Linked DNA regions of Mus musculus: region 2 is linked to region 1. A link is a loop called in an ENCODE intact Hi-C map of the cell type or tissue named here. Cell type or tissue: left cerebral cortex. All regions are shown on one strand. Links, peaks and the distances in the headings refer to the core of each region. The heading gives the core; the rest is flanking DNA.

Region 1 (16,434 bases), core at 4,783-12,782:
TAAAAAACATAATGTACCATTTTTTTTAAACAATTCTAACTGTAGAGCAATTTTAGGTTCTCAGCATCACTGAGAGGACACATAGTTTCTTGTTCCCAGGTATGCAAAGAATCCTTTTATTACCAACATCTTTAATTCCATAGTCTGGATCTACCATAGCTGATTATTTCATTTCTTCATTACTTTCCAGTATTGGGGAATTTGAGTAAAGCATCTATAAATGTGTGTGTGTGTGTATGTTTGTAGACATAACATTTCAATTCCTTTCAGTAAATACCAAGAATACTACCATTAAATTGTATCATAAGAGAGATTAAATATGCAAGAAAATGGCAAACTATTCCAATGAGTCCATGTCTTTTTTTTTTTTTTTTTTTTCCCCTCACCAGGCATGGCTGAGAGTTCCTGCCAACATCTCTGCTGGTGTTGTATGTGTCAGTGTTTCAGATTTCAGCAGTTAGAAGAGATGTGAGGTTGTATCTCAGTTATGCTGTTGACAACAGTGGTATGATCTGCATCTCCACAACCATGGTGCAGTGTGGTGTCAGCAAAGTTCTCTGACATGTTCTTAAATCAGGTTAATGTGTTCTTGTATTCTAAGAGTTCTTGGTACATTGCAGCTAATGTTCCCTTATGTGTTTTGGAACTATTTCATTCAGGTTGTGGGTTTGTCTAATCATATTTTCTAACAAACACTGGCTTTTTCATAGTAGAAAAGCTTATTATAAACAAGGTATAAATTATCAATTCATTCTTTCATGTATTTATGCCTTTTCCTTACAACTAAAGTATGACCATGTCAACTGGATTGCCTATTTCTTTCTCACTTTTCTGTTTAAAGCATCCATTAACAGCACACTCTTCCCAGGGCACATCAGCTCTCTAAGAGTTTGCTAAAGACAAAATATTCTTTTGTTTGTCTAAGGAATTTGATGAAATATTTTTGATGATTTTTCATAAAGGCATGGTGAACATAATTCATTATTTTTTCTTAATTCTTTTCATTTTTCAACTCTTTATTTAATTTACCATTTTCTGTTTCTCAACTATCCTGTAATATGTTACTATTAACCTATATTATGTGATTCTTACATTTTTGTCAGCCATATGATTTTTGTCTGTTTAAACATGAAGACCATCTCCTTGAATATTCTTTTGAGTATAACAGTGTACACTGATTATTTGACACTCAGAGTGGCATCCCATGCAGACATTGTGGAGAATACCTTAGACAAAGTTTGGGTTAAGTTTGAATTATGAAAGGCAGAGTACACCTGGTTGATCAGCTAGTGACCACTAAGTTACTAAGAATTTTAAAATCCGCTCATCTGTGATTCTGTTAGAAAAATGTGAGGTGTCTATGTGTATAAATTAGTATCTATCATGCACACACATGAAAAATTAGAAAGTAAGTGTACTTTTGTGATAATATTGTTTTAATATAGAAATAACAGTACTATTAAAAATAAAATACAAATGCTAGACAATTACTGTAACAATAGGTTGTATACAAGACTGTCAATATTATTATTTAAGGAGGACAGATGAGGTAGAAAGTTGCTTTTGTGGAAGTGAAAAAATAAACAACAATTATTGTTTTGTTGCTGAGTGGATATATATACAAAGCAAAGTGTATTAGTGTTCTCTAGAGTCACAGAACTTATGGAATGTCTCTATAAAGGGAATTTATTGTAATGACTGTAGTCCAACTAACCCAACAATAGGCAGCTGTAGATGGGAAATCCAAGAATCTACATGTTCCCCCTTTCCATGAGGCTAGTTGTTTCAGTTCATCTTCTGTCTAAGCTGGAATCTTGAAGACGTACGTTCCAACAGATATGCTGGCAAGTAAGTGCAAACAGGCAAAGAGTGAGTCTTCCAACGTCTTTATGTAGGACTCCAGCAGAAGATGTTGCCCAGATTAAAGGTGTGTACCACCACACCTGAATATGGAACTTACTTTGTCCCAGGCTGACCTTGAACTCAAAGATCAGCTTGCCTCAGCTTCTTGAAATTAAAGGTGTGTACTACCTTGCCTAGGCCTAAGCTTTTCATGGCAACTATGCCTCAAGATTTCCATGTCAAGATCAGGGTAGGAGCCTGAGTCTTCTAATCTCAAGATCTGGATTAAAGGTGTGCCCTTCATTTCTGGGCTGTAGTTCATTCCAGATGTAGTCTAGTTGACAACTAGGAATAGCCATTGAACAAAGCAGAACATGGTGATTTTATTTAGCATTTTACATGAGATTCATTGATGGATGTCAGACATAAGCTGCTGATATGTTAAACTAGACAAATAATACAAATTATAACAACTAAGGAAAAGTAGGACCCCAGCTGTGTTAGCATCTAGTGTTTTGTGGTCTAGTTTAACATGGTGTCCATTTCTTGATTCCTGTCAAGAAAGTAAATATGCTTTGCTTTTTCACGCAGTTAATATTTAGATAGTATAAACATTTCTTAATTGCTCAGTATGAATTTTTCACATACATAGGGCCAATTAGAGATGACTCCTTCAGGCACGTTTTTGATAACCCCAATGACCTTCCAGTAGAGTAGTTTTAGATGAAAAATACTATTACCAATGCTGTATCTTGCACAAAGAAGTCTCAAGCTAAACAAAAGGGGAAATTACACAAATCATTAGTTTTCAGACATCATGAAACATAATACACAAGATGGATCTGCTTATTCTTAGAAGGTAGTTTCCAAGCCACTGCTCAGAAGTAAGGGACCACCAAATGAAGGAAGAAAGTAGCAAGTTGAGCTTGTCTTAGCAGATAGAAGTGATATGACAGAACACCAGGAGGAGGAAGCCTACCTGGCACACCAGAGATCAGGAGCCCAGTGCCCTGGAAGCTTTGACTGATCTAAAATTACACGAGAACAGCAATAATCAAGGCAAAAGGCAGAACTAGCATTAAGCAGCAGCAGGTTAAGAAATCCCCATATACCACCAAGAGGTGGTGATGTTTTATATTCTTCTTTTCAAAGGGAAAAAGAAAATCCCCATTACAAGAGAAATACTGGGTCAGTTCCTAAGAAGGGTTTAACCTTAAAAGCGAGAATCGTTGCAAGCTGATGTACTGAACCTGACATTTAAAAGCAAGTCTTAAAAGGAACCAACTAATTTTGATTTACTTACAAGGTAGCTAGGATAATATCCAACATTAAAATGCATCTAATAATGTGAAATTCACATTGACCAGCATCCAATAATATACAAAATTTGCCATCTGTACAGAGAAGTGAATATGAGCCAAGGCCATTACAAACATCAGTAGATAGGAATAGATCCAGAAACAAACAAAACACTGTTACCAAGGTAAGGACATAAAATTCTGCAATATGTCTCCTTTCTACAATAAAAGAAAATATGGACATCATGACAGGAGAGCAAGAAAACAGAACAAAAGAAAAATGAAACCAGGCGTGATGGTGCAGCCCAGATAGTAAAAGGCTAGTTGTGCATGGCATGGAGTGTGGGGTCAATCTTCAACAATACAGAAATTGGGCATGGTAGAACACACCCATATTTCCCTGACTTGGCAGACAGAAGGCAGATGATTAGAAGTTCAAGGTCACCCATTAGGGAATGTAATGAGCTCCAAGGCCAGTCTCAGATCTATGTGATACCATCTTATAAAATCAATGAATTCTCGAGAAAGAGGATACATTGATCTCAATATTTCTGTATTTGCAGTATCTGGCTCAAGAGTTCTTCATAAATTTCTGACTTAAGTGAAGCCAAGGTTTCTGACACAAACCCAGTGATCCAAATTTTAGATGTATGGCTGTGAACTTGCTTGAAAGCTCTTACATTGTAAGTATTAAATTTATTTATTTATAATTATATAATTATATTTTATAAGCATATTTTGATCATGTCCTTTCCCATTCCCCATCTCTTCACAGGTCACTCCCAACTACCTACCCATCCCCAAACCAAAAACCAAATACAACCCATGAAAAGAAAGCTAAAACAAAAAGCTCAAACGACTAATAACAAAACAAAAAATGAAGCAAACAAACAAACAGAAATGAAACAAAAAGCTCTGAGGGGAAAAAATAATGGAATTTATTTTGTTTTGACTAACTACTTTTAGATGTGCACACTGCCCTGGTGTGGTTGATATGCACAGTGATTTTCTTTTTTGCATTGCATATCAATTGCAAATGTGTTCTTGGTTAGGGATGGGACCCTGAGTCCAATTCCCACTCTCAGTACTGGGACTTCACCTGGCTTGAACTTATACAGGTCCTGTGCACGCTGTCACAGTCTCTGTGAGTTCATATGGGTGTTGGTCTTGTATCTTGAAGACATTGTGTCCCTCTTGTCAACCATCACTTCTGGCTCCTACAATCTTTCTACCTCCTCTTCCACAGAGATTGCTAAGCCTCCAGGGAAGGGGTTTGATGATTTCTATGATGACATCTCATTTAGGAAAGAGAGCTTCAGTGTCTCTCAGTCTCTTCACAATTTCCAGTTGTGGACTTCTGTGTTAATTACCATCCTATCAGCTGCAAGGAGGAATTTCTCTGATTTGAGCTGAGGGAATGGCTGACTTATAGGTATATCTGTATGTCACTGGGAGTCATTTTATTGCTAAGTATGAAGTTTATCATTTAAATAACCCACAGCACAATTTCCTATGATTTAATAACAATTGAATCTTTAATATCATGAGTTTTTCAAATTTGTAGATCTATGTGATTGTGGGTTTAATTTTGGTATATATTTAGTTTTAATGTAATTAAAAAACTACATTTACATTATGCTCTGCATTTTAACATAAGAATCAAACTTAAATAGCTGGGAAAAGGACTTAAAAAGAAACACAGTCTCTGTTTCTCTTGATCATTCTTCAGCCCCTCATAGGACTAGCGATCAAATTTAGGAGTAAATACCCTATCAGCCTATCAGATTTATTTAAAGCAGAATGTAATTATAATGTTGGAGAGAAGATCACACATTTAACTTGGAACCTGTTTTGGTGACGTTTAAATAAACTTATTTGCCACCAGAGCTTTCTAAGAATGTGCCATTTGATGAATAGTAAATTATAGCATATAATAAAATAATAATGCATGAGTGGTTAGAGTATTTTCATACAAATATTCAGAAAAGTGGAGCTATCCAGATGGACCAGCAGATACAGTGGGGACCTGGGTTATGTCTCCTCAAACTCACTTGGCAAAGAAAAGAACTGGATTGGAAATTTTGTCTTCTGAACCTCATATACACACCATGAAGCATATGTATGTCCACTAATCAAGACTCACACACTAGCTTTTAGTTTTGTTTACAGAGATTATTGATAAAAGTACTGGACTTTAATTCATGTTCCCAAAGGATCCCTTAGGAGCTCTTGAGTTGATGCTGCCTTTTTCTTTCTTTCTTTCTTTCTTTCTTTCTTTCTTTCTTTCTTTCTTTCTTTCTTTCTTTCTTTCTTTCTTTCTTTCCTTCCTTCCTTCCTTCCTTCCTTCCTTCCTTCCTTCCTTCCTTCCTTCCTTCCTTTCTCTCTTTCCTGTAATGAGAAGCTAATTACTATGTGCCTTGTGAGATGTGCCAGGTAACAGCCTTTATGTGCATCTTCCAGATGTGCTGAAAATTGGGTAAAAATATTCTCCTGTTAAAAATACTACCACATAGCTGCTAGTCAGATACCAAGGTCCAATAGCCCTACCAATGCTTTAGTGCCATAGCTAGAAGCATAAGTGTCTCCTCTTTAAACTTATTTGCTTCCACATATTCTTGTTAGAGTCATACTACAAGTGAATGATCATATTCAAGGAAGAACTGAATTAGAAATCAAGAAACAACTATACTTTTCAAAAGTGTTTCTACTAAACTGGCTAGAATAAAATCTTTTTAGGTTCTTCACTGATATGTAATATCGACCCCTTTGAGACTCAACCCTTTTGTCAAAGATGATGAGACATGATGCCCATTTATTAACAAGGACAGAGAAGACAGTTTCCTGCTAATTCTCACAGAGAAAAAGCAGAACATAGCTTGGATGAACAGTTTCAGCAAAAACCAAGAAGAGAGATGCCCAGAGATCCTACCCTGAACTCCATGTAAGTTCCTAAATAATAATAATAAAAAAAAATTGCAGAGAAATGTAGATGACTAGTGGATGACTGGTACCAGAAGCCAAGTCTGAAGAGACATGTGGTAGGGAGACAGAGTCCAGTATTCTTGGACCTTTCATATTCATGGAAGTCATCAACTGAAAGTTCAGCTTGAGGTCAGCAGAATGAAAAGAGTTTACTTGGAACAAAGTCAGGTGGCCACCTGAACATCACAGATTCTATTTATCTAGTACAGAGCCTTTGCACTGAGGTGGTAGTGTGGTTTATGAACAAGGTATGGAAGAAGAAGGAATGGAGAAGGATGGGGGTTAGCAACTGTAAAGTAACAGTCAAAATCGCGTTGGTCAGTACAAGTAACGACTGGTTTGATCATTAGCTATTTCTGTTCCAGAGCCATGGTGAGAAAAAAAGGCATTCTCTTCTAAGGTATTCATTCCTCTAAAGGCATTACTATGTTGTACAAGGAAGTTAGCTGAAGCTATTGAGGAAGGTGAAATTAATCAGATATTGAGACTTTGGAACCTGGGAAGCTAGAACCATTGGCTGGCAACTGAGGTTTATCAGGCCTGACAGGAGTCAGAACCTCTCTATATTTTTGTCTTCCTGTCAGTCAGTGTTCCAACAGTTTAGTTTAACTTCGTAGAGTCAGTCAACCTAAATGGAGCCAGTCTTTTAAGGAGCTAGGAGACAAGTATGATTTTGTAGATATGAAAGAATGCATATACCAAATCCAAGCAGATTAGTGATTTCATTTTCCTGATAAGGCAGTCAGAGAGATGGAACAGCAAAAATACAACAAAAAACAAAACAGAAAAACAAAACAAAAAGCCCAAACCAAACCAAACCACCACCACCACCACCACCACCACTACTACCATCACCACCACCACCACTACCATCACCACCACCAACAACAACAACAAAAAACCAAAACCCTCTAAGGAATGTTAGGATCTGGTTATCTCATGATCCATTCAGAGTGAGCTTGACTATTACGTCATTTGAAACTGGTCTGTTTGGGAATTTTGGTGGTTGTTTCCCAGAGGTCAGAGTTTCCTGAAGCTAACTCCTTGTGCTTAACTTCATTTTAATTCTTAGTAACTGGAATTATTTTTATAAATGTTGTTGAATTATTTTCTTCCATACAATAAGTCTTGCAGACATCTTTTCCCCCTCCCCACCCCATCTCTACCCCAGGTGGTATTCTTAAAGCAGAAGAACTTAAACTTAATAGTCTCTCTTGAAGGCACAATTATGGAGAGGCAAGCTATCTACTGACTTAGACAGCTTGATTCTGGAACATGCACTTAGTAGTAGGTTATGTTATTGCTATAGGGAAGTTTGCTATTCTGTCTCTTTAAGTACAATGTATGCATCCAGACAATACTACCTGAATTGAAAATAGAATTTGATATCTTTAGAAGAACAAAGTAAACTATAAATACATAAACGTGTCATCAGCTCATTTATTCACAAATATACCTGTTGACTGAAGTTAAATATGTCAAAGAAAATTACACAGTAGAATGTGGTGTGCAGAGTACCTAAGCCATTTCCTGGTTCTCAATTGTCTCTGATGGGTCCCTTAATGTCTATTTATTTTAGTTCTTTCCTATATAAATGGGAACACTTGTGATAAATTATATCAAGGTATTTTATTCCTTAGCTCTTTTTTCTTTTTATTAATATATGCAACATTCTGAATTAAAGTAAAATTAAGTAAAATTTCACTGAACTGTGATTTGGTAGAAGTTAAAAGATGTCATGAGAAGATACTTAATAGAACGGAGGTCATAGAAATGAATAAGACCTTGACTTTAGAGGACATGATCAGAAGTATTTTGCTACTAATGTAAATAATCATATACATATAGCATACAATATACAACATATATATGTATTTATATACATATATGAAAATAGATTGTTTAATTACTATGACATCTTATAGTATAAACACATCAAATGTTATATACATACATATACAGACTTCATATACAGACTTACAATTCTTACTTGTCAATTAAAAATCAAACAGAACAGAAATCCTAGCAACCCAAACTTACGTGATATATTTCAGTAGTTAGGTAAACATTCAAAAAATTACTGCAAGCTAACATTTTTCAATCATACGTAAATGTGCCAAACTCAAAATTCTACAGTATTTATTTTGAATTCATGTTCAAACTTTCCTTCGTCATCTTTGATAAACATTGCACTTACTGCCACCTGGTGTTCAAAAGATGTAGACTGGTATAGGTTGAGTTACCAGCCTGAACAGTAATGCTTGGCTATTCAGCCTCACACTCATCTTTATCAAATCAAGAAAAAGCCCATAAAAAACACGGAACCCTTTTTGTGTTTGGCCATTACTACTGGCATGGGGACGTCCATGGAGTCTTGTGGATATACCCAAGGTCATTCTATTGTAGAAAACTGATTTCCTCTTTCCCAGCAGTGTGGGTAGGGAGATAGAGAAGATCTAGGAGAAGTCGAGGGAAGGGAAAAAATATGATAAAAATATATTGCATACAAATTTTAACAAAAACATATTAAAATCCATCTTTAAATGACATAAAGACAATCTTTCGACGATATATGAGTAATGTATCAGGAAATATACTTTGGCTTATCGATTTCACATATCTGACTTAAATATTGTTCTTTCTATCTCTTTGTCTCTTCCTGCCCTCCCCCCTGTAAAAACTACCTCTGAACTCCACCAATTGAACTGCCATAAACTCTACTGCCTTGCACTGCCACTCAACTTACTGACTCAACTAAACTTGCTGACTAGAACTCAGAGATCTACTGGCCTTTATTGTCAGAGCTGGGATTAAAGGTATGTATCACTATGCTTGGACCTAACATTTTTCTTTACTTGAAACTTGGTCTATTCTAGGCTGGCCTTAAACTAAGAGATCTGCTTGCCCCAGGTCTCCTGGAAATAAAGGCGTGTCTGTATTCCAGCTGGATCACAGAGACCTAGAAGGTCTTTGGGTGTGATTCCTTGCCAGAGCAGCTGTATTGCTGGATGAAAATACCTCTAACGATGAAAGAAAATTAAAAATGAGGATGGACAGGTATGAGATAGATTCAATGGGCAGACAGGTAGGGAAGATATAGAACAAAGTAGATTCCCAGGATAGGATGAGTGTTTGAGGAGAGAGACGAGAAGGGATAGTGGCATCCTTGGGAAAAGACTCATTCCTTGGGAAGGTTTCCTCACTCTCTATGCTGTTTCCCAAAGTTAGGACTTCAAAACCTCTTGAGTAAGTGTTTGAACATATTTCCAAGTGAGACCAGGTTTGAACTATTGATCTCTCCATGCTCCAAGCAATAAAACTATCGGTTTCTACCCCTAATTGAACTCTGCTGGTTACTGCTCTTGAGTGAAAAAGCGAAGACCCTGAGTCACAAGTGAAGGCAGAGAAGCACAGAGCATTTGAGGAGGGTACGTTTTGATGAGCTGTAGAAAGTAGCAATGAGTGCTACTGAAAATATTTGTATCTTCTATTTTTACTTAACTTTAATTATCATCTCAAATATATAAGAAAAAGAATAGCACGGCTCACACCTAGAAAATAAAAGAGATGGATGGATGGCAGGCAGTTCAAGTCAGCAGTTCCTATCTAAGCAAACAGAAAGGAGAGCAGACCAGAACAAACATTCTTTCCTAAAATTTCTCTCTCCCCTCTACATCTTTTCTTCTCTTCATCTCCCACCTTTTATCCTTCTTTCCTTCAGTTGAAATATTTACACTAAATATGTCTCATTTATTACTTCTATTTCATATATTACTGATATCTATCTCTGCTCCCACTATTTTAGCTTCAGTGGCTTAAATTTTGTCTGGACCACAGAAACAGCTTCCACACTGTGATGTTCAGTTTGCTCTTGAGCTTTCCTGAGACACTTGGCCTTATAGCCACACTTGACCACCTCATTTTGAAGACTGTATATACCAAATTTTCTAAACCCTTTTTGATGTCTTAGATTCCCATCCTGCACGGTCCCATTATGCCTGAAATTCCCTTTAATGAACAGTGTGTCCCATTTTATTATAAATGTAGGTTGAGTGCCAACAAAGACTTCTCAGAAAAAGAGACACTTAATCTGGACCAGAGAGGATGTGTCTTAGTCAGAGTTTCTATTTCTGCATAAAACATCATGACCAAGAAGCAAGTTGGGGAGGAAAGAAATTATTCAGCTTACACTTTCACATTGCTGTTCATCACCAAAGAAAGTCAGGACCGGAACTCACACAACTCAGGAATCTGGAGGCAGAAGCTGATGCAGAGGCCATGGAGGGGTGCTGCTTACTGGCTCGCTTCCTCTGGCTTGCTCAGTTTGATTTCTTATAGAACCCAAGGCTACCAGCCCAGGGATGGCTCTATTCACAAGAAACCCTCCCCCATTGATCACTAATTGAGAAAATGCCTTACAGCTGGATCTCACAGGAAGGCTCCTTTGTCTGTGATAACTCCAGTTGTGTCAAATTGACCTGTAAAACCAGCCAGTAAAGGATGTTTAAAACTTCAGTGTCTGAGTCTGCATGAGAAATTTCCAGCAAAAGGGGGCATTGTGTGCAATGACAAATTCTTTTGTGAATTTTCAGAGCACCTCAGTTCTGTGTCTATGGTAGGATGTACTTGAGAAGATGAGAGGAGATGAGAGAAGATGAAGTTCAGTGTTGTCATAAACGGATTCGAAGATTACCTGCCAAATTGTCAGTACTTTTTTGAAAAAGGGAGGTATGTCAAATGTTTCAAAAACACATGTCACCATCACACTTTATTTTTAGAAGCATCATTCCTATTGTGAAAGAAAATTACCGCCACGTGTGCTGGTGGGTGCATATCATCCCAACCTTCAGGAAGCTTGGACTGGAAGGCCTATGAGGTTAAGACTAGTATGGGCTGCACAGAAAGTCCCAGACCGACCGCTTTGAACTGAGACTTTTCTAAAATAAGATGAAATTAGTTCGTGAGAAAACTAAATACGAAGAAATCAGTCATGTGAAAATCAGTCATGTGAAGATTAAACAGAATGGTAAAGAGTCATAGATTGTTTAAGCATATTAGAGAGGCAAAGGGCATGCAGGACTCACACAGGAGAACAGTCAGGAGTAACCAGTACAAGCCAGTATACAAGCTGTGATGATAGTTTCTGTTGGGGTCACTGCACAAACCACCCAGACACTGATCATAGCCAAATAGTATTGGTTTATTGAATGCTACATCCTAAGACTGATTGATCAGGGCTGCAGACTCGACTTGGGAGATGGCTGTGATGCCCAGCTAGAATCCTATGGAGTTTTTAAGCCACAAACATCTGTGTCTAATTATTTCACCAATCGGGATTTAGGGATACAGAACTTCTTCAGGAACATGTCTTTATTGTACACTTATCCTGCCCCCATTGGTTGGGGTATTCAACAGTGGCAGGGGACTTGCCTTGACTAACTTTTATATCTTAACTTTCCAACCAGGGTGTCAATTACCAATTACATGTCTTGGCCAAGAAGGATGTCAGTTCCCAGGGATGTCTTGAGAACTTAAACTTTACTGGATACCTACTCAAAATGTAAGTCTTAATCCAAATAGTTTCTTATATTGGTACAGGTGACTCTCTTATTTTGGGGTCCAACCCAGAGGCAGCTTAGAAAAGCAAAAACTATAAAAACTCATACACAGGTGCAGGAAGTGCTGCATGGTAGTTGGTTCAGTTCCAAGTTTATCATGACTAACTACACAAAGCAGTCCCAACTGACTTCTATTATGATTTGTTTCCAAGAACACCAAAGCACAGAACATAACAGAATATGTAATCAACTGGGGCATGAGAAAATTTCCCAGTAACAGCAGAAACAGCATTTGAGAAAGTTTCCTTATGACATTAGTAAAAACACAAAAGCACAAAATGCCAGGTTAGACATGTAACAGTTACCTAGGCTTTAAATTTCTACTTAGGCTTGCATCCCACCTGGGCCTTAAGTGTGGAGCTGAGACAAAAGGATGGACCATCTAGAGACTGCCATATCCAGGGATCCATCCCATAATTAGCCTCCAAATGATGACACCATTGCATACACTAGCAAGGGTTTGCTGAAAGGACCCTGATATAGCTGTCTCTTGTGAGACTAGGCTGGGTCCTAGCAAACACATAAGTGGATGCTCACAGCCAGCTATTGGATGGATCACAGGGCCCCCAATGGAGGAGCTAGAGAAAGTATCCAAGGAGCTAAAGAGATCTGCAACCCTGTAGGTGCAACAACATTATGAACTAACCAGTACCCCGGAGCTCTTGACTCTAGCTGCATATAAAACATGGTCTAGTCGGCCATCACTGGAAAGAGAGGCCCATTGGACAGGCAAACTTTATATGCCCCAGTACAGGGGAACGCCAGGGCCAAAAAATGGGAATGGGTGGGTAGGGAAGTGGGGGGGATTATGGGGGACTTTTGGGATAGCATTGGAAATGTAACTGAGGAAAATATGTAATAAAAAAATTGTAAAAAACAAAACAAAACAAAACAAAACAAAAAAACAACAACAACAAAAAAACAGTTTCCCTAACAAACCTTTCCTTATTCAGAACAAGAGAAGATTGACAAGGAAGTAGATTTAATAAAGGAAAATGATGTGTAAAGTTTTATACGTACTGTTTGAGTTGTTATTTGACAGACAAGTTCAAATATTTGGGGGATAATCAAATATGTATAATACAGTGTCAGTAAAATTAACGTGCTTTATGGTTTAAAGTTCCATTATATATTATAAAACATAAAGTTTTAACACAAATACATAAAACACAGTGTTGTTATAAAAACTGCACTTTTAACAGAAAAAAAATTTCTTTCTGGCATTCCCTGTGATTTTAAAAATTAAGTTGCAATCCCACTATATGTGTAATATGTAATACAAAATATATATTATATATTAACCTTTGTTTCTTCTTTCTCTCTTTCTTTCTCTCTTTCTCTCTCTCTTTCTCTCTCTCTTTCTTTCTTTCTTTCTTTCTTTCTTTCTTTCTTTCTTTCTTTCTTTCTTTCTTTCTTTCTTTCCAAGACAGTGATTCTCTGTGTATGTACCCTGTGTTCTGGAACTAGTTCGGTTAACCAGGCTGGCCTTAGACTTACATAGATCTACCTAACTCTGGCTCCCAAATATTGGAATTAAAGGTGCGTATCACCATCACCAGGCTACAATCATTTTCTAGATCTACACTTGTTAATTTAGAGACTCATATTTAATAGCTGTGCATAGAGAGGAGAGAAAGCATCCAGTGGATATTGGGTTATAGAAAACTGAGCTCTTTTGTACTTCCTCTTGGGGAACAATGGCTTCATCAAGTCAGAAGCAGTATGGATATTGATGGCTTATATCTGAGATCCTGTTTGAGAGCTTCTCTAGCTTGAAGGTAGCTGCCTCATATAAGATTGTAATTCTTCACTATTGCATATGCCAGCAAGATTTTGCTGAAAGGACCCTGATATAGCTGTCTCATGTGAGGCTATTCCAGTGCCTGGCAAATACAGAAGTGGATGCTCACAGTCATCTATTGGATGGAACACAGGGCCCCCAATGGAGGAGCTAGAGAAAGTACCCAAGGAGTTGAAGGGGTCTGCAACCCTATAGGTGGAACAACAATATGAACTAACCAATACCCCCAGAGCTCATGTCTCTAGCTGCATATGTAGTAGAAGATGGCCTAGTTGGCCATCATTGGGAAGAGAGGCCCCTTTGTCTTGCAAACTTTATATGCCCCAGTACAGGGGAACACCAGGGCCAAGTAGTGGGAATGGGTGGGTAGGGGAACGGGGTGGGGAGAGGGTATAGGAGACTTTTGAGATAGCATTTGAAATGTAAACGAAGAAAATATTTAATAAAAAATTGAAAAAAAGATTATATTGAAAAAAAAAAGATTGCAGTTCTTCAGCAGAGGCAGTCCACATCTAATGAACAATTCACACCTGAATGTCCTAATTTTTTGCTTGGACCACCTGAGTCCCTGGAGAAAGGTATTCAACTCCTCTATGATTGAAGCTAGAAAGTATTTTCCAGTGAAATACCACAGCAACCTTTTGGCTTGACATCTCTGCAACAGAAGCCAATCTGCATTGCTCACAATGCTGAGCAAATAGAGTCAGTTTCCTCCTGTTCAATTATTACAGGAAAACGGCAGGCATTTTGAGGAAAACTGTCTGCAGTCTCTAGAATTTGGCATTACCTCTGACTCTTCAATTAAAGGAAGAAAGACAGAACTGGAGGCCAAAAAATGAATTGGCTAATTGATAGTATCTTAGGAGCATGGGAAGGAGACAGGAAGAGCCTTCCAAGCAATGGAGCTGGCTGTAGTAAGGCTCTGGATTATTGATTTACACTGTTGGGAACTCAGAAGTTGAGATGGAGGGAAAACACCTCATAAGACCGGTACCCCCTTTAGGCGAGCATTGTCTTCAGAGTGTCTGGAGACCCTGTTACTTTTTGTGTTACGCCTCACTTTCTCATGTGATTACAGCCTGTGGTATATTATGACTTAATACAGGCCACCAGAGACATATAGACTAAGACTTAATGGACACAATCTCTTTTACTAACCTTTTGTCCACTGACCCATGTTAAGGGATGCAACACTGCTCAGCAAGCCGGGGAGGAGAGAAGGGACAGAATAGTGGTACAAGGCTGGGATGATTAACACTGGCTCATTGTAGCTGTATTGATCTACTTTATAAGTTGTGGGAGACTATCTGTTCCCAGGAAGTGATTTACATTATCACATCACATTGACAAAATCAGTTAAGTCTCAGGAATTCAAAACAAAATGTCTCAGTTTTGGACAACTTATTCTCTTTAACATTTTTCTGTCAGTCATTTGTCTTTATTAATAAATTGGCTTTGTAATGTAACTGATAATAATCTGCAAAATCATGTGATTGTTTTTGGTTTATTCTCAGCATATAAATTATTATATCACACAAAATGTAATAATATTTATGGTGTGTAATGAAGAATATTCATTATTATTATTATTATTACATAAATGCTAAAAATCAAATTTGGAGTTCTTAAAATGCAAGGTAAATTCTATATAACAGACAAATCTCAGACCAAAGAATATAATTTTTTAAATTAATTATTTATTTACACCCTAAGTATTGCCTACTTCCTGGTACCCCCTGCATCTCCCCTCCACTTTACCTCTGAGAGGTTGCTCCCGCCTCCAGGCATCCCACTTCCTACAGGATTAGGCACCTCCTCTCCCACTGAGACCAGACAAGGCAGCCCTCTGCCATGTATGTGCCTGGGGCCTCGGATCAGCTCATGTACGCTCTTTAGTTGGTGGCTTAGCCTCTGGAATATTCCAGGGGTTCAGCTTAGTTGACTCTGTTGGTTTTCCTATGGGGTTGCCATCCCCTTCAGTTCCTTTAATCCTTCCGGAACTCTTTCATAGGAGTCCCTGACCTCAGTCTAATGGTTGTCTGTATCTGCTTCTGTCTCAGTTAGCTGCTGGGGCACTCAGAGGATGGTTGTGCTAGGCTCCTGACTGCAACCACAACATGGCATCAGTAATAGTGTCAGGGTTTGGTGCCATCTAGGGATGGATCCCAAATTGGCCGAAGTCACCCCCACTGAGTCCTGGGAGCCTCTCCCTTCCCAAGTCTCTGCGACTTTCTAGAGTTTTGTTCCACCCCCACCCCTCATCCCTGGCAGCTGCATATTTCCATTCATTCTCCTGGTCCTCTGGGCTTTTCTTCTGTTTCCTCCCCACACCTGATCCTGTTCCCCTGCTCCCTGCCCCCTCGCACTCATGTCTCTCCATTCCTCTGCCTCCCACGATTACTTTGTTCTCCCTTCTAAGTGGGATTGAAGCATTCTCACTTGGTCTGTCCTTCTTGTTTAACTTCTTAGGGTCTGTGGGGTGTAGTGTATTATGGCTAATATTCATCCACTTATCAGTGAGTACATAGCATGCATGTCCTTTGGGTTTGGGTTACCTCACCCAGGATGATATTTTCAAAGAGAAAGTGAAGGGAGTCTTTGCTTTAGTGGCAGGGGACATTTATCAAATGCGTGGTCACTAGAGTTATTGAAATATTCTAAGCTCTAGTTCTCTCCTCATCATGAGAACGGTAACATCTGATGAATTTGACTCCGTTAGGATTAAGTAAAACTATATCCATATAAATATCTGAGAATGCCAAATGGGACCAGTAGTTAATGTTCAATGTTAAATACATGAGTGAATATGTAGCTGTGTTCTTTTGAATGTTTATAGTTTCCCAGACATTAGCACACACCCCCACTAATCCTCATTACAATGTAGGTGCCATCC
Region 2 (16,434 bases), core at 2,816-10,815, 140 kb after region 1:
ATCCCTTTAGCTCCTTGGGTACTTTCTCTAGCTCCTCCATTGGGAGCCCTGTGATCCATCCATTAGCTGACTGTGAGCATCCACTTCTGTGTTTGCTAGGCCCCGGCATAGTCTCACAAGAGACAGCTACATCTGGGTCCTTTCGATAAAATCTTGCTAGTATATGCAATGGTGTCAGCGTTTGGATGCTGATTATGGGGTGGATCCCTGGATATGGCAGTCTCTACATGGTCCATCCTTTCATCTCAGCTCCAAACTTTGTTTCTGTAACTCCTTCCATGGGTGTTTTGTTCCCACTTCTAAGGAGGGGCATAGTGTCCACACTTCAGTCTTCATTTTTCTTGAGTTTCATGTGTTTGATCAGAATTTTTAAGAGATTGTCAGCATGATAATTTTAGTTACACCATTATTTACCATGGGAATAATACAGAAGCAGCCTCTTTGTCTATCAACAGAAGAACTGGTAAATCAGATATATAAAATTCAGCCATAAAGAGAAAGGAAATTCAATTATTTACATTCCTTTTTTGTTAGATTATAATTCTTAAAATTTTAATTCAGGATGTTATGAATTATGAGTTACAAATATTGGTTTAATAAGTGAGGATGTGCCAACAAAGGCTTAAGAACAGACTTTATCACTGTTTTTAATGGGGTCTGCAACCCTATAGGAGGAACAACTATATGAGCTAACCAGTACCCCCACCCAGAGATGTGTCTCTAGATTCATATGTAGCAGAGTGGCCTAGTCGTCCATCAATGGGAAGAGAGGCCCTTGGTATTGCGAAGATCATATGCCCCAGTACAGGGGAATGCCAGGGCCGGAGTGGGTTGGGGAGCAGGGCGGGGGAAGGGTATAGGGGGCTTCGGGGATAGCATTTAAAATGTAAATGAAGAAAATATCTAATAAAAAAAAAGACAAATTTCACTTACAGTCTAGCAAACATAGATTTTACAATGCCTCAATTTTATAACTAGGATTCACTGTGTTTGAATATGTCTTGTATTGAAGGAAGAGGAATTAGAGTCACCAACATTCAGAGTGGCATAGTCAGCTTAATTATAAGAGCAGTGGCAGGACAAACTTTTGAATTGCTAAGAATTATTGTTCAGAAAGGTCCCAGAAACCACAGTATAACACACACTGTAGCCATTCCTTTCAGCTGCCACAAGAATTACATGGCAAGAGCCCATTGTAAAGCCACACACACATTGACTGTAGGACACAGAGAACTCACGCTCAAAATTAACTAGAAGCTTCCTGCCTGCTAAGTGATTTCATATTTGTGAAAGATGCTATACAGATAGCTGGAAGAGAGAAGTCATGAGGGGTCTTTCCCAGTGGTAGACTTTGAATGCTATTACACTGACTTGACAGGCAAGATCTGCCTACTGGTGCAGTAGTGGGAACTATTACTGAGTAGTCATCCCCTTACGGTTAGAATGGAGGTTTGTCTCACAAGAGGTAAGAAATACTTGATAGAAATGCCCATGGCTAGGTGGAACAACATTATGAACTAACCAGTACCCTGGAGCTCTTGACTCTAGCTGCATATGTATCAAAAGAAAGCCTAGTCGGCCATCATTGGAAAGAGAGGCCCATGGGACACGCAAACTATATATGCCCCAGTACAGGGGAACGCCAGGGCCAAAAAAATGGGAATGGGTGGGTAGGGAAGTGGGGGGGAGGGTATGCGGGACTTTTGCGATAGCATTGGAAATGTAATTGAGGAAAATATGTAATAAAAAATATTTAAAAAAAAAGAAATGCCCATGGCTACTTGGAGAGATAATATCCCCTTAGAGGGCACTTACTATTATGGTTTTGCTAAAGCAACATGATATAAAACTATCTTCAAAATATTGTTTATTACTACTATGGATGGGATGGTACTCTCATCCTTGACCAGAGAAGTGGCTTGTTTTTCAGTTAAATAGCAATGAATGCAGAATAGCTGCTTAAGGTGCAAAGAATAATAAATAATGACTGTCTATATCAGTGGTGATCAACCTTCCTAATGCTCTGATCCTTTCATAGAGTTTCTTATATTGTAGTGACCCCAACCATAAAACTATTTTCCTTTCTACTTCATACCTGTAATTTTGTGACTGTTAGAAAACATTATGTACATATTTTTAAAGATAGAGAATTGCCAAAGGGGTTGCAGCCCGTACGTTGAGAACACTGTTCTCTGGCCATGCCACCACAAATACAGTCTGTGCCACTTCAGAATAAGTGACAGAAAGGTCTTTGAAATTATGAACTCAGGAGGTGTGGTTTCCTCCACTGGGATTCACAAGATAGGGCCAGAAAACATTCAGTCCTGGCTGTTCTAGTCATTGGACGAAAAGATCTTCCCAACCTCAAAGGATCCATTATTACCACTGGGATGTGAGATCTCTCTAGTTGATATTGTATTACCCAGGAGATACAGAAAAGGGCCAAGACAGATAAAATGAGATATATTTTTATAAGTTAATTCAACATAAAGAAAGATATCATTGTAGCTGGGAATCTATTGGGTATTAATAGATGCTAGGAAAGTGGGATGTCTCCCTCCTCCCACCCAGTGGTAAGTTCTATTGGTGACTCCACCATGCTCCAGCAGATTGCTTTACACTATGCTTTACAGACAGAGCCCTAGTTAGATTTTTGTGAGTCAAAACATAAGATAAAAACCAAAACTAACTGAAACAAAATGCCATGACAATGGGAAGGAGAGCTGCCGGAAGGAGGGAGAACTGGTAGGAAAAGAAGGGGAATAAGAGAGTATAAAGGGAGGCGAGTATTCTCGGGATGCATTATATACATTTATGAAGCCATCAAAGATGAATCTTTATTTTTTAAAGAAGAAAAAAATACAATCTACGTTCAATACGAATTTGAATGTCTGCAAGAACACAGAGGGTATCAAGTCTGTGGAAGGTGGTTTCAACACAGTGAACTTTCATAACTACTCAGGCAATATAATTATGGGAGAACTCCAGGCACCAGGGTGAAAGCTGTTCATATGACCAATATCCATTTGAATGTTTCTATGCCAATTTCATGGTTCCCTAGGAAGGTCTACTACTGAGATTGTGAAATCTACCATGCTGTTCTTGTCTTCTCTACAAAACAAGCATGCTGGGGAAAAGCCAAAAGCTTTCGAAATTAAATATTCTTACAAGCCTAGTCTGTCAAACCTTTGACCAGAAACAGCTGGCCAGAGGCCATTTAAGACCTCAAAGGAGAGGAATGCTCTCTTGTCTCTGTTTGAGAAATAAAAAGGGATCCAGAAATGAATGTAGCTTGTACCATCCCCAGCAACCCTAAGATCTTTGGACAACAGTATTAGATGCCAACGGATCTATGCAATGTTTGTGAATCCAGAATGGGATATTTCCTGGAAGCCCAAAGAATTCTTGGGACTGCCTCTTTACTTCTCTAGATCATCCTGAGTCTGCCTGACATTTTAGGATCCCATAGTCCTCCCAAACCACTGTAGGCTTTCAAATATGAAAACTAAACATAATAGCTGCCCACCAATTTCAAATTGGAGAGCAACAACAGGGAAACTTTGAAATAAAACTGAGCTGAATGACAATGAATTCGTTTTTAATCTCACTTTGCACTGGGCAAAATCATGACCAACTTAGGCCTATATGGTCAAGGGAAGATAGAATCTATGGACCAGAGCCAAAGTGGCAACCTATAATCTGTGATTCAGACGGTGATGACTCTGTTGAACTGGAGAGCTTCACTCTTTATGTTTAAAACACAGAATATAGAATATTCCACTGGACACAGCTTATTCATTCAAGAACTATGCTACCCAAAGAATCAGCATCTGGTATTCTAGTTGGAAAGCAACATTCTAATTGTAGACATTTTAAGTCTGATTTTTTTTTATGAGCAGGACCCTATGTTTAACTTTTCTTTCAGTCAAGAACTTTGACACCTACACAATGAGATTGATACTCGACCCTGCTATGGAGCTATCCCCAGTTATTTTCAGCTATCATCAGCAGAGTGAGCTGAATCTACAAAGCTGGACCAACAACAGGAAGACTTTATTGTTTGGTATAGGAGAACAGAGTACAATAAGAGAGATCCTGGTTTATAAAGAAAGAAGCAGTAACCACATAAATATATGCAAATCAGAACCTTAACTGAGTCAAGAGATATGACAGAGCATATCCATAGCAACCATCATATGAAAGCGTTCTATTCAAAGCCAAAGGCTCCATCTTTCAATGTTTGGGAGGTAAGACTTTGCCTATCTGATGTTATATCACCCAGGAGATAAAGGAGAGAGGAAGGCTGATACAAGGGAAATGATGACTGTTTTACAAATTAAGCTCATGGGAAGAAAGAATCTTTGCTAACAGTCAGTGGAGGTTGGTAGGAGTTACAGATAGTCTCATGATCAGCATTAATATTGGCTTGTGAAAATAAAAGGCCAGAATCCCAAAAATGTAACAATAATTTAAGATATAGAGACAATGAATTTGTGAGAAAGCAATGAGGTGGGAATAAAAAGGGTAATGAGGTAAAAATGAGGTAAGCAAAGGGGGTAAGATACTGTAATTATATTATAATTTCAAAGATTAAATATATATTTGAAAGAATGTCTCTTGTGAACAAATGATTCTACCATAAATTCTGAAGACAAGGTTTAAATTGTGGTTAGAGAGAGTTGTGTGTGAATCTCTGGGTCCTGCTCTGACATGCAGAGCTTACTCCAGTGAGGGTTAGAATTGGAAGCATTAGCACAATTCTTATCCAAGGAAAGGCAGGATATTGACTTTCTATTCTCTCTCTCTCTCTCTCTCTCTCTCTCTCTCTCTCTGTCTGTCTGTCTGTCTTTATCCTGTGTATCTCTTATATGTGTGCACCAGAACTTGTGGTGGATGACTCTCCATTTCTAATCTGATAAGACATGCATCACCTCAGTTGAGAAATTTCAATCATAGCACATATCATACCTTGTCCATTTATTTGCTCCACAAGAACCAAGAGACAGAATGTCCAGTGCCCACATGTTTGGTTCTTACCCCACTTCTCCAGGTGAGATTGATAAGCAGCTGGACAGGTCCCTAACATATCATCCAAGGCTAGATAACCCCTATTTCATAGTCTCATGACCAATTTCAGTTAATTCTGTGATTTTAGATATACCCATGAGTAAAGGGGAGCTCAGGTTGCCCTATGCAGAACTGTAAGACTGAATAATGAATATCCGAAACCAAGGATTTTTAATGCCTAAACTTGATTGAATCCATATTAATAATTATATCAAATAAATTCCAAATGGTCTACTTGCTGTGTTTAATATTTTTAACTCATAAAGTAAGGCCATATACCAAAAGCAAAATTTGAAATTAAAAAGAGATAAAGGATAGATCATATTTACAGTAGACCTAAGAGAGCTATAATATGAGTTGTACACCATTTAGAAGGATGAACTCTTACAGGTTATACTATCCTTTCAAGGGTATGCATGATGAGAGGCATAATCAACTTTCTCTTACTCGTGTAATTCTAGAACAGTTTGTCTAAAGACCCCATCTTTCCATATGGATGCTACAGTTCAAATGGGAGTCACACTGGTAAATTAGGGAAAATGCAATAGTTACACAAATGATTACTTTCATAATACAATTCACATAGTCTGTATTAGTTCTCAGCAGGAATTAGTTAAATGTCATTTTTAAAAGTCAGGAGAACAAATTATGATGACGTTAAGAATATATTAACAATTCATATTGTTACACCAAATGCAAATGAAGTATTATAATTCTAAATTCCCCAAATTTTACGGCTGGGATTCTAGTTCAATTAGTAGATAGCCCAACAATTCGTCCAATTATTACTCAGAATATGAAAGTAGGAGGGTAACTGTAAAGTGAGTGAAAGAAGCCCACAGAAGAGGAAAGGGGCTTTTATTTCTTATGGATCTTGGCTGTACTACTTGTAAAAGTAGCAGCTGATAATAGCACCTAAGGGCTAGTCATGGCAGGCAAGGTGCCAGGATTCTGAACACTCCACAGCAGGTTCCTTCTACTGTGCTTTATATTCTCTCTAAACGCCTACCAAAATACTTTCACCCTTCTATTTCAGTTTTTCCTGACCAAAATCCACATGGCACATTGAACAAGTCCATCAGCTGAGACGATTATATGGATCCAGCATTAGCACTGCTCTGATAATTTTGTAAGTGTTGGAGGTATCACAACCAGAATAGCATCATCCGAAAGGAAAAAGACGTCTAGAAGCAACGAACGTGCTTGAGAGATCACATAATACAGCAAATAAAATGTAAGCCATGTTGAATCAAATACTGTCAAACTCCAATCTGCTCAAGAGAGACACACCAATTCCAATAGCATTCCTCATCTGTTTTAATACTGAGGTTGGCACTTCAAAAGTTCCACTCTTGAATGTGCAATATTACCCAAAATACAGAGTCTGAATTCCTTAATAGTATAGTCCAACTCTCATAACCTGCTTCATCTGTTCTGACCATCACTTCCTAGGGAGTTCTAGAAATTTTACAGAAACAGATTATCTCTTGGTTTCAGTTTACCTGGGTGATATACCTAACCACACATGCAAAGCAAGCACCCACCTTGCAACTGTTAGTTCAGGTCTAGATATTACTGTTCTTTTTGATTCTCAAACATTTCCCAAAGATTGTACACGGGGTGGGGCGGGTGAAATGGGACGGAAAAGCGGGGTACAGCCATGAGCTATCCCCAATCCTGGAATTGTCACTAAAAGATAAAAAAAAAAATGTACTTACTTGCTGTCAAATGCTAGTCTTCACTAAAACTCCAGCAAGAACCCCAGATGCAAGGCTCACGAGAGCCCTTTGCTCTCCTGGGCTTGTCTTCTCAGATCTCTACTACGGAGGTTGTTGCAATGTGGTTGCGGTCCACTGCTGCTTCCAGCTAAACACTCAGCCACCAGGCTAGCTCCACAGACCCAGAGACCACCTACAGACAGATGCCTAGCAAGCCTTGTAGCTGTTTTTGTTTCCTTTCCCTTCCTGCCTCTCTTCTCTTGGCCACTCCCCCACCCTCATCTCCAGGCCAGTCTGTGACTCTAGAAGCTAGATAAGCGTGGGCGGCTGATATTGACAGAGACCCAGCTGCAGAGGCAATAACAGCTTCAGCAGTGGCTTTGCATTCCCCTGCTCCCTGGGAAGGATCCAGTCGGTCAAGGGGGATTAGGATTTTGTGAAGAGAGGAGAGAGCTGGGCAAAGACATGAAAGGTCTAAAATGTGGGAGAACAGCAAAAGCAGGATGACGCTAAATTGTGTGTTTGTATGCCACTGAGTGTGTAGAAAAAGGGAGGGAAGTATATTAAGGGGAGGATGGCAAACGCAGGGTCCTGATCTGCAGAAAGCTTTCCCTACACTGGTCTGGCTGCCCAGTAGAACACATGGGGCTAAAATGTCAGCCTGCACTGTCAGCCTTCAGGATGGGAACTGGACATTGCAGTGGATGCTGTTCTGTGCAGGTGTGCAACTGCTTAGGAGGTACTTTATTGGAAGACAAAAACCATTGCATATTTGTGTCATACTCTAGCCACTGGAAGATAAGTGAGGCACAGAGGAGACTGTTATTGTTCTTTTAAAAAATCGGCATGTTCTACATCTAGAATGTGTTCTGAGGGGTTTAGGGAAGATGTGTTTGTTTGTTTGTTTGTTTGTTTTCTGAGATGGAGCAGAGGTTTTGAAACAACATAGACCATTCATTGTATAATCCTATTTTGTCCAGGATTTATTAAAACTATGGTTTGTTAAAAATCAGCATATGTCCATGAATAAAAAAATATTTTACAGAATTTAATCTAGTACTATTATCAAATCTAAAAATAAAAGTAACAATTTTGCAATGCCAAATATCCACTTGACTTCTTTCTCAAAGATGGTACATGGATTTCCAGTTTTTCTTGCCCACATTTTGTAGTGTTATTACAAATGCAATTCTTAGTGTGCAAAGTATTGTCTTGGGGGCAATCTGCCATGCTTACCAACACAATCCTATCTATCTTTTATTATTTCCAACCACAAATATTTTGTAAAACATTCTCAAAGCTAGGCAAATATCATATGGAAAAATTACTATAGCAGTGTGTGTGTGTGTGTGTGTGTGTGTGTGTGTGTGTGTGTGTGTGTGTATTTGTGTGTGTGCATGTGTGTGTGTGTGCATGTGCGTGTGTGTGTGAATGCTTGTGTGTGTATAACTTTAAAATTGGTTTAAATGGAGTTATCCTATAGTGGGAGGAGAATTGCCTTCCATGGGCATCAGATGTTTTCCTAATGCAGAATGCCAGCTACTGGTTACCAATTTTTAAGTTGTCCATCAAGTCTCACAGACACAATTTCCAACATTATACACAATTGTTATTCCTCTTGGTTGCCCTTAAGAAACTCTTGTAGACCCTGTTCCTGAAGATGCTGTATACTTGAGTCATAGAATGGGGATATAAATCTAACATTCACCTGAAAATTTTGTCCTTATTGGATAGCTTTCATAGTGCTAGAGAGTCCTATATAAAATCTCCAGCCCTGACAAGATATACCCACTATTGCATTGTGACACAAATGTTATTATAATCTCTAATCACTTACTGATTGGACCTACAGCCCACTCTACAAGACCGAACTTAAACCTCACATTGTTAACTGGGTCCCAAACCAGTACCCAACTAGATCACAGTTGCTAAGGAAGAACATTTTTGTTTTATTATGTTGAATGAACTCTAGGTTTTAAATTATCTTTTTTAAATTAGTGAATTTCACAACCTTCTTCAAACAAGTTTATTTATTAAATAGAGTTATTCTGCGACAAACAATTGGGCAACACAAAGAATATGGGATGCTTAGTCCTAAAAAGGATATATCACACCCTCTCCTCTCAAGGCCCAGGAATCATTATGGGAGAAGGAAATAAATACATGAGCCAGGAGTACAGGACATCTACAGTGAAACAGTATTTGCCAAGGCATGGGTAGACTCTGGCACAAATGAATGCTCAGCAGTGTGGCTGCATGCGCAAGACTGGTATAAAAGAAAGACAAACAAAATCCAGGTACAGGTCAGGGTAGAGCTCAAATATCCTACCTCTATCTGAGCAGCTATTGGTGACTTAGAAATCTGGGGAAAGACCCCTGAATGATTGTCTTGTACCTACACTCATTAGCAGTGCTAAATGGACCTAGGGGGTTAACAACAACTAAGGGGCATATAGAATTTGGAGGGAAAATGGTTGGAGGGAGGAAGCTTAGAAATTGAAGGGAGGCAATAAGCTGTGAGCTTGGACAAATTAAAATTTGTGTGACATTCTTAAGCAATACCTACCAGATGTCTCAAACATGTAATACGTTGTTTGAAAGGAGTACTGACAAGAACAATCTTACATACTGTGTGAGCAAACAGGCAGCTGCCAACTCACGATCTGAGAAGTGAGGTGCAGAGGAGAGCCTTCAGACTGGGTTTACATCGCAAGGTAGAAAGTTTGGTTTAGAAGCAGTATATTTAAATTAAATTATTTTAAAACAAATATTCTGCTAACACTGTTAGATAATGGAATTTGCTGAAACATTCCTACAATCATTATTTTCCAAGGAGTGAACTAAACTGTCTCTCTGTTTTTCTCAAGCAGAAAGATATGTAGAAGGTGGACCCTACTTTATACATCTTGCTTTGGACCTTGTCTAGTCTTGTCCACAATATAATATCATATAATATAATAATTGAATATTTTATTGTATTTTCTAAACTGTTTTATCTTCTGCACAATCCAAATTACAGAAGCTGTGCACTTATTATTCTTCTGGCTCATCAAGAAAAACATACTCTTTTAAACAGCCATTTGACCTGGGATCACTATTTTTCTTATAGCCTGTGTAAACAGGGGATGTTTATTCTAACACCAACAGATCAGTATCAGAAGTGCAGATGGATCTGGACTTCGTTTTTATCTATATAACCACCCCAGAATTTACATAGGCCTGAGTAAATATAAACACAGTAAAATATCAAACTATTCTACCAAACACACGTATATCCGTTTTTAAAACTACACCTTGGGCTTCACATGTACTCTGTTCAGTTTATCTTAACACACACACACACATATGTATGTATGTATATATATTTGAGACTATAAATTTGAGAGAGAGCATCAGGGAGGTGCATAGAAAGAGTTGGAGGGAAGAAAAGAATAATATGATGTAATTATGTTTAATTTAAAAATACATCTAAAAATAATTTATTTTGTGATTGGTAGTATCTTCTCTATCCAAACTCTTGCTGCCACTTTTTTTTTTAAGATTTATTTATTTGTTATATGTAAGTACACTGTAGCTGTCTTCAGACACTCCAGAAGAGGGAGTCAGATCTCCTTACAGATGGTTGTGAGCCACCATGTGGTTGCTGGGATTTGAACTCGGGACCTTTGGAAGAGCAGTCAGGTGCTCTTACCCACTGAGCCATTTCACCAGCCCTTGCTGCCACTTTTAACAGCCTTTACATCCATGTGCAGAAGAGACTCAACTGAAGAATTCTAAGGTTTATCTCTAATAGGGAATTCTCTTCTCCATACCACATCAGATAGAGAGTCTCAAAATCACTTTTTTGCTCCTGACCTTGGTTTCTTCTCAGAGATGGAGGTACCATGCATTTTGGACAAAGAACTTGGAGGATATGAGCTGATCTTACCTGAAAGCTTCCTCCCTGAAGATTAGTTTTTATGTTTATTAGAAGATCCTATGAAAGCCACCAAAGAGGAAATAACACATACTCCTGCTCAGCTGTGATGCTTATGAACCAGGACAAAGACCAGTATGTTACGATATCCCTAAGTGTACAGTGGAGCAATCTTGCCTGGATTTGCAGCAATAGCTATTTTGTTGAATTTAAACCCCTTTCACTAGGAGAGAAACTGTATCTGGAAGTGGAAACCTAGTCAACTACTCAGTGCTAGTGATGTCATGGATGGAAAAAACAAAAACAAAAACAAAAACAAAAAACTTGTTCCACACTTTACTAAACCAGAATAATTCCTAACTATACTCTAAAAATTTATCCTTATACCCACAGAGAAAATTATCCCATAATCCTCATTGAAGGAGACACTCTTTGGAGTAGACAGAAACTTACAGAAATCCAAAACTCATTAAAAGGAAGAGAACAGCTGATTGTGGGGTTCCAATCCCCAATGGATACAACTACAATGCAACTAACTTCGACCTAAAATTCAGGGATTATCCTAGAAGGAGTTGGGAAAGATTGTAATATCCAGAAGACCAGAAGGTCTCCTTTGAGATCAAATATCCTAGAACCAACAAAGAAGCTACATTTATGATAACTCAACAATATGGAAGCTTAAACCAATCCTGAAAGTGGCAACTCCAATAGACATTCTATTTTGGAGGAGAAAATCTTACTGGGGCCCAACCCTCTGACAAGGACTTGTCCACAGCTATGAACTTCTGAAAACAGGAAAAGTAGTCTTCCTAGGGGAAACCCTCTTAATTAACTGTCCAATATGAAGTAGTTAGCCCGTATGCAATCATGCATATAGTGTTTTAGCAGGTTGTATATGTGCATGCATTTACTGAGAATCTCCTGGCCTGGAGAGAGTTAAAAGGAGACACAGAGTAGAAGTCTGGTGGGGCTCTAAGACTGATGGTCTCTGGATGTTCTAGCTCTCCAACTATACTGAATGTTGATGGTAATGTCTAAAGAGCCCTAAAACCTTTCTTGCTCATTCTGAGGGTTAAAAGCCACTGGTTTAGAGGATTAACACCTCTAGCCTAACAGCAGGGGTGAGTGTGGGTGGGCGGAATAAAGTAATGTAGCCTTTGCTCTATCACCACAGGAATTGTATGGCTCTAACTTGCAGCTTGCTAGTTGAAGTCTTAGGAAGAAAAAGGGACACTTCGAAAACCTGTTTTAGCTTTTATTTCTAAGTTGTAAAATGTTTCTGATGAAATCTCTCTAAAAGGGGAAAAGCAGAATGATCATAACTATCCTAAGTGAAACAAGGAAAATTCACACTCCTCTCTTGTACATGATCACATGGTAAAATGATCATCACAAGTGTACACATAAATTCAAATCATAAATTGAACAAAAAGTTTACAACAGTGAATGCTTGCATGCATATCCATTAGGAGTAATTATCTGGGTAAACATTCATCACCTGTCACCGTTCCACAGGTTCATGGAGATTTAGAAAATATATATAACTAAGTTATTAGTGAAGTTTTGTATAGCTAAAGAGCAACCAAAGAGAAATACTTGACGGAGATGCAGAAAGTAGAACAGGTCTGTATGGTTGATAGGAATGTAAGTTCATGCTGTAATTGTGGAAAAGGATATGGAAGTTATAAAGCTAAAAATAGTGTTATAATACAATGTAACAGTATTTCTCAGTAAAATTTCAAAGGAATTGAAGTTGCGACATCAAAAAGATAGCTGTACTTTTATTTCTCTTTTTAAAAAATACAATTTATTTATTTATTATTTAGAAGTACACTGTAGCTGTCTTCAGACACACAAGTGGAGGGTATCAGATCTCATTACAGATGGTTGTGAGCCACCATGTGGTTGCTGGGATTTGAACTCTGGTCCTCTGGAAGAGCAGTCAGCACTCTTAATCGCTGAGCCATCTCACCAGCCCCCGTACTTTCATTTCTTAACTACAGGGTCCACCAACACACCTGTGAGTAAAGAAATGGAATATGCACACACTAGAATACTATAGGACCATATGAAATGTGAATTCTGTGATTTGCAAAAGCATGAAAGGTTGCTTGTAATGGGACAGGAACTAAGCCACACCCAGAAAAGCAGATGCTCTAATGATCTTATTTCTGTGTAGGAGCATCCAAATGGACGTTAGACAGGTGAATTGTGGCTGGAGATGGGGGAAGAAGATGGAGATTCCAGCCAAAGTGTACAGCTATTTTAATTACGCTGAGGGAATAAGCTTTGGTGACACTGTGTACGATCTGCTAACCACATAAAGGAAATATTATCACATGTGTCAAAACTACCCAGCACATATTTTTAAAATTATCACCACACATAATAACATTGGTGAGGGATGGATATGTTAATTAGTTTGACTATTTTCACAGTGCATTCAGATGTCAAAACACCACAGTGTGGCTCACAAACATACCCAATTATTTGTTGTGTCAATTAACAATACAAGAATGAAGCTGTTTCTTCAACATGACTTTGTAGGTAGATGCTCTGCATAATCAGCATCCTTTCCTTTTTTAAATGTTTTTTATTAGATATTTTCTTCATTTATATTTCACGTTATCCCCTTTCCTAGTTTAGTCTCTGAAAATCCCCTATACCCTCCCCATCTCCCTGTTCCCTATCCTTTCTTTATCTTTGCTAAGGGATGATAAGGAACACGTATGGCTTTTGGACTGTTGTCAAAACCAGAACAATAGCTTTTAAGGATGAATAAATTATAAATCATACTGTAGAAGCAGGTCTTCCTGAGGGTTGGCATTTTGTGTATCCTTTAATTTTAGAATGTGGGAGGTTGAACCCAGGTCCTCGCTTATGCTATACCAAGCACTATAACATGGAGCTACATGGCCTACCCCAGACTTTATAATTCTTCTCAATTCACATGGATTTTTCTCTAATGCTAATTGATTCTTCAGGTGTACGTTGACATATCACTAGAAAAGTCGTCAATAGTTAAAGTCTTTACACACAAAGACAGTGTTGCTTTCTTATCAGGCTTTATATATAGAGACTTCTATAAACAACACTATAAATTTGAGTTCCTTGGCATTGCTTCAAGAAAACCTTATCATAGTCTTCAGTCTTGTCTTTTGTTTTGTAGTTGTTGGGATGTGGCCCTGGTTGCTGAGTAAAACTGGAAAAGTTTGACACTCAGAGAACCCAACATAAACAGCCTTAGCATATCTTAGATTCTCAGATATGAAAGACAGCCTACTACTAATGCTAGTTGTTTGAGTAGCCTTATAATAGTTGTGGTGAAACATTAACCATAGGTCAAAAAAGATTTTAAATTAATTTTATTTTCTTGGGATTCCTGGGATATATAGGCAATAAACACATTATCTCAGTTTGAGTTTCCAAAATTCTTCTAAATAGAGACATAATCACTAAAGAAAATTAGAAGAAATTTAAATTAAATATTTTAGTTTAGAAAAGATACTAAACACTTAAAGTGGGGATTTCTACTCATACAGGATTTTTTGAGCTGTTTCATACATTCCTTGGTTTTATAATACCATCTTAATCCTAGGAATCAGACTATAAAACCTATTAGCCTGTCTGAAATTCATGTTCAAAATGTTCCTAACCACAATTCATTCCAGTTTCAATTACATCTTCATCAGCCACCTGCAAGTACTTCCCAGACAGGCTTGGGAGAGGCCCAGGGGACTCAAAATGATAAAAATAAAATAAAAACCATAATTGGTAAGTTTCAGCTTGTTGTCACTTACTGGAAGTTATTTTTTTCACTGCCTGTGTTCGTGTGAAATTGTTAATATGTTTATACCATGTATATGAATCAGATTTCAGCACTATAATCTCTTAACATAAGAGTAACTAAAAACCAGCAGAGTTTGTGTCTCTCAAACAGAATTTGTGGAGAGCCACAGTGTTCCAAAGAATTTGGCTCACTCAAACTTGTTAACTCTTTGTACTTTGGGATCTATTACTGCTTCCAGGATGTCTAATGAATGTACTAGCTAAAACATCTGAATGCAATTATTTATTTCACATAACTTGGAATTTTCAGGTGATGAGTTCAGATAGATCAGTATAGTAATAGGTTTTCATTAGTCTTGTAAAGTGATTAGTTTTCCAAATATTTATTTTATTTTACTTATTTATCATTGCATGAATGTATGTACACCACACAAACACACACACACACACACACACACACACACACACACACACACACATAAAAACACATATACAAACACATACACAAACACACACACACTCCCACAAAGGCAGAGCAGGAGACAACTGGCTGAAGGCAGATTTTTTTCTGCATCAGCTTTTGGGATAAGAATCCTCGTCATCAACTTTGGTCCCAAGTATGTTTTCTCACTGAACCATTTTACGGGATCCATTTCTTTCTTTTCTACCACTTTGTTTTTGGTTAAATAAAATTATCAGTTGAAGTCTATTTCGCTATTAAAAGTGTCAAGGCAAAGACTACAAATATCTTGACTCCTAAGGACATTTCCTGTGAAACTATAAAAGATCTACAACACTGATTCCAGTTAGACATAGTGGAGCACACCAGACTAATGATAAATGACCCAGTCAAGGAAAAGAAAAGCAACTTCAAATTCACTATCTGTAGAAAGTGATACTGGTGAGAATCAAGTTATCTTTCTTTTTTTTAACAATTATATATCTTTCTGAAGATATTTGGTCACAATGCAACTGTGAACCTGGACAAGACAAATAGAACATTCTCTGAGAATCTTAGGTCAGCTGAGCTTCAATTCCAACATACTCTGCAGCTCTTCTCACATTCAATTTAAAATGAAAAATAGACACTCTAGAAGTTTTGCATCATAAAATTTTTGAATCTGATATAATAATCACAATCAAAGATAAAGGTTTGACTGAAAACACCACTTGGGTAATGTTGGAAATTAAAAAGAAAAAATTGTCCTTTGGTACAATTTCTCCCTTAGGCCTGAGGACTTATTTGTCATGTTCTGAATTTTACTAGGCCAATTCTAAGGTCTTCCTTTTATGTGCATGACCTAGACCACACTCTAAACCCAACAACATTATCACTTGATGTCTGTAAGAAGGAAGGTGAATCACCCAAATGCATTGGACGAAATTCTCAAGAAGTAATGCAAATATGAGTAAAGGAAAGGTCAACTAATCCCCAGATCAACAGAAAATAAAGCACCTCACCCCCAAGATCAGCTCCTCCAACCATCATACACTTGCATAGTGCATAGAGCATGCAAATTCTACTTCTCATGACAAAATTAGAGCCCCTGCTGAATTGAAGAATGTCTTCAGGATAACAGGAAAAAAATCATATAAGTAAATGTACTGAAAGAACTGACTCAGTGGACATAAAAACAGTAAAGTTCATAAGGAAATATAAATGACAGATGTCCTCTTTATAGTTCAGAAGTCTGAGTAACTGAACTGAGTCACCCTCAAGAGTACAGGGCATGATGACTGTATACTCTCTTGATATAAGACAGAAACAAAATGCCATTGTTTTTCCTTTTTTTGAAAATAGATCCTTTTCTCACATCATATATTCTGGTATGTGTTTCCTCTCTATTCCTATCTGTCCCTTCTCACCTTCTTTCCAACCCCAATCTATTCTCTGTCTGTAATTAGAAAAGAACAGGTTTCTAAGAGATCATAATAAAATACAAG

The links. Peaks named below come from ENCODE experiments on the same cell type or tissue, not always from the same donor. Only the 100,000 strongest peaks of a DNase experiment are listed, where the experiment ranks them.
Region 2: it touches region 1 in a loop (2.2-fold over the local background); 2 of 42 quality-filtered maps call a loop at or near these places.

What each region holds. Positions count from the first base shown.
Region 1 is chr2:66,636,229-66,652,662 of GRCm38, forward strand. Gm35265 (a long non-coding RNA gene) reads left to right here. Exons shown (of 7, transcript XR_374598.4): 2 at 3,704-3,823; 3 at 5,877-6,081; 4 at 8,894-8,938; 5 at 10,715-10,850; 6 at 11,588-11,682; 7 at 13,171-15,026. Among named protein-coding and RNA genes, the nearest start is that of Scn9a, 9.5 kb to the left of the region's middle. In left cerebral cortex, for the core only: a CTCF peak has its summit at 8,334 (motif pointing left); a DNase peak (open chromatin) is centred at 8,343.
Region 2 is chr2:66,777,925-66,794,358 of GRCm38, forward strand. It overlaps Scn7a (sodium channel, voltage-gated, type VII, alpha), which reads right to left and starts at 6,986. Exons shown (of 25, transcript NM_009135.2): 1 at 6,786-6,986. In left cerebral cortex, for the core only: no CTCF peak of the experiment used is centred there; DNase peaks (open chromatin) are centred at 6,053 and 7,073.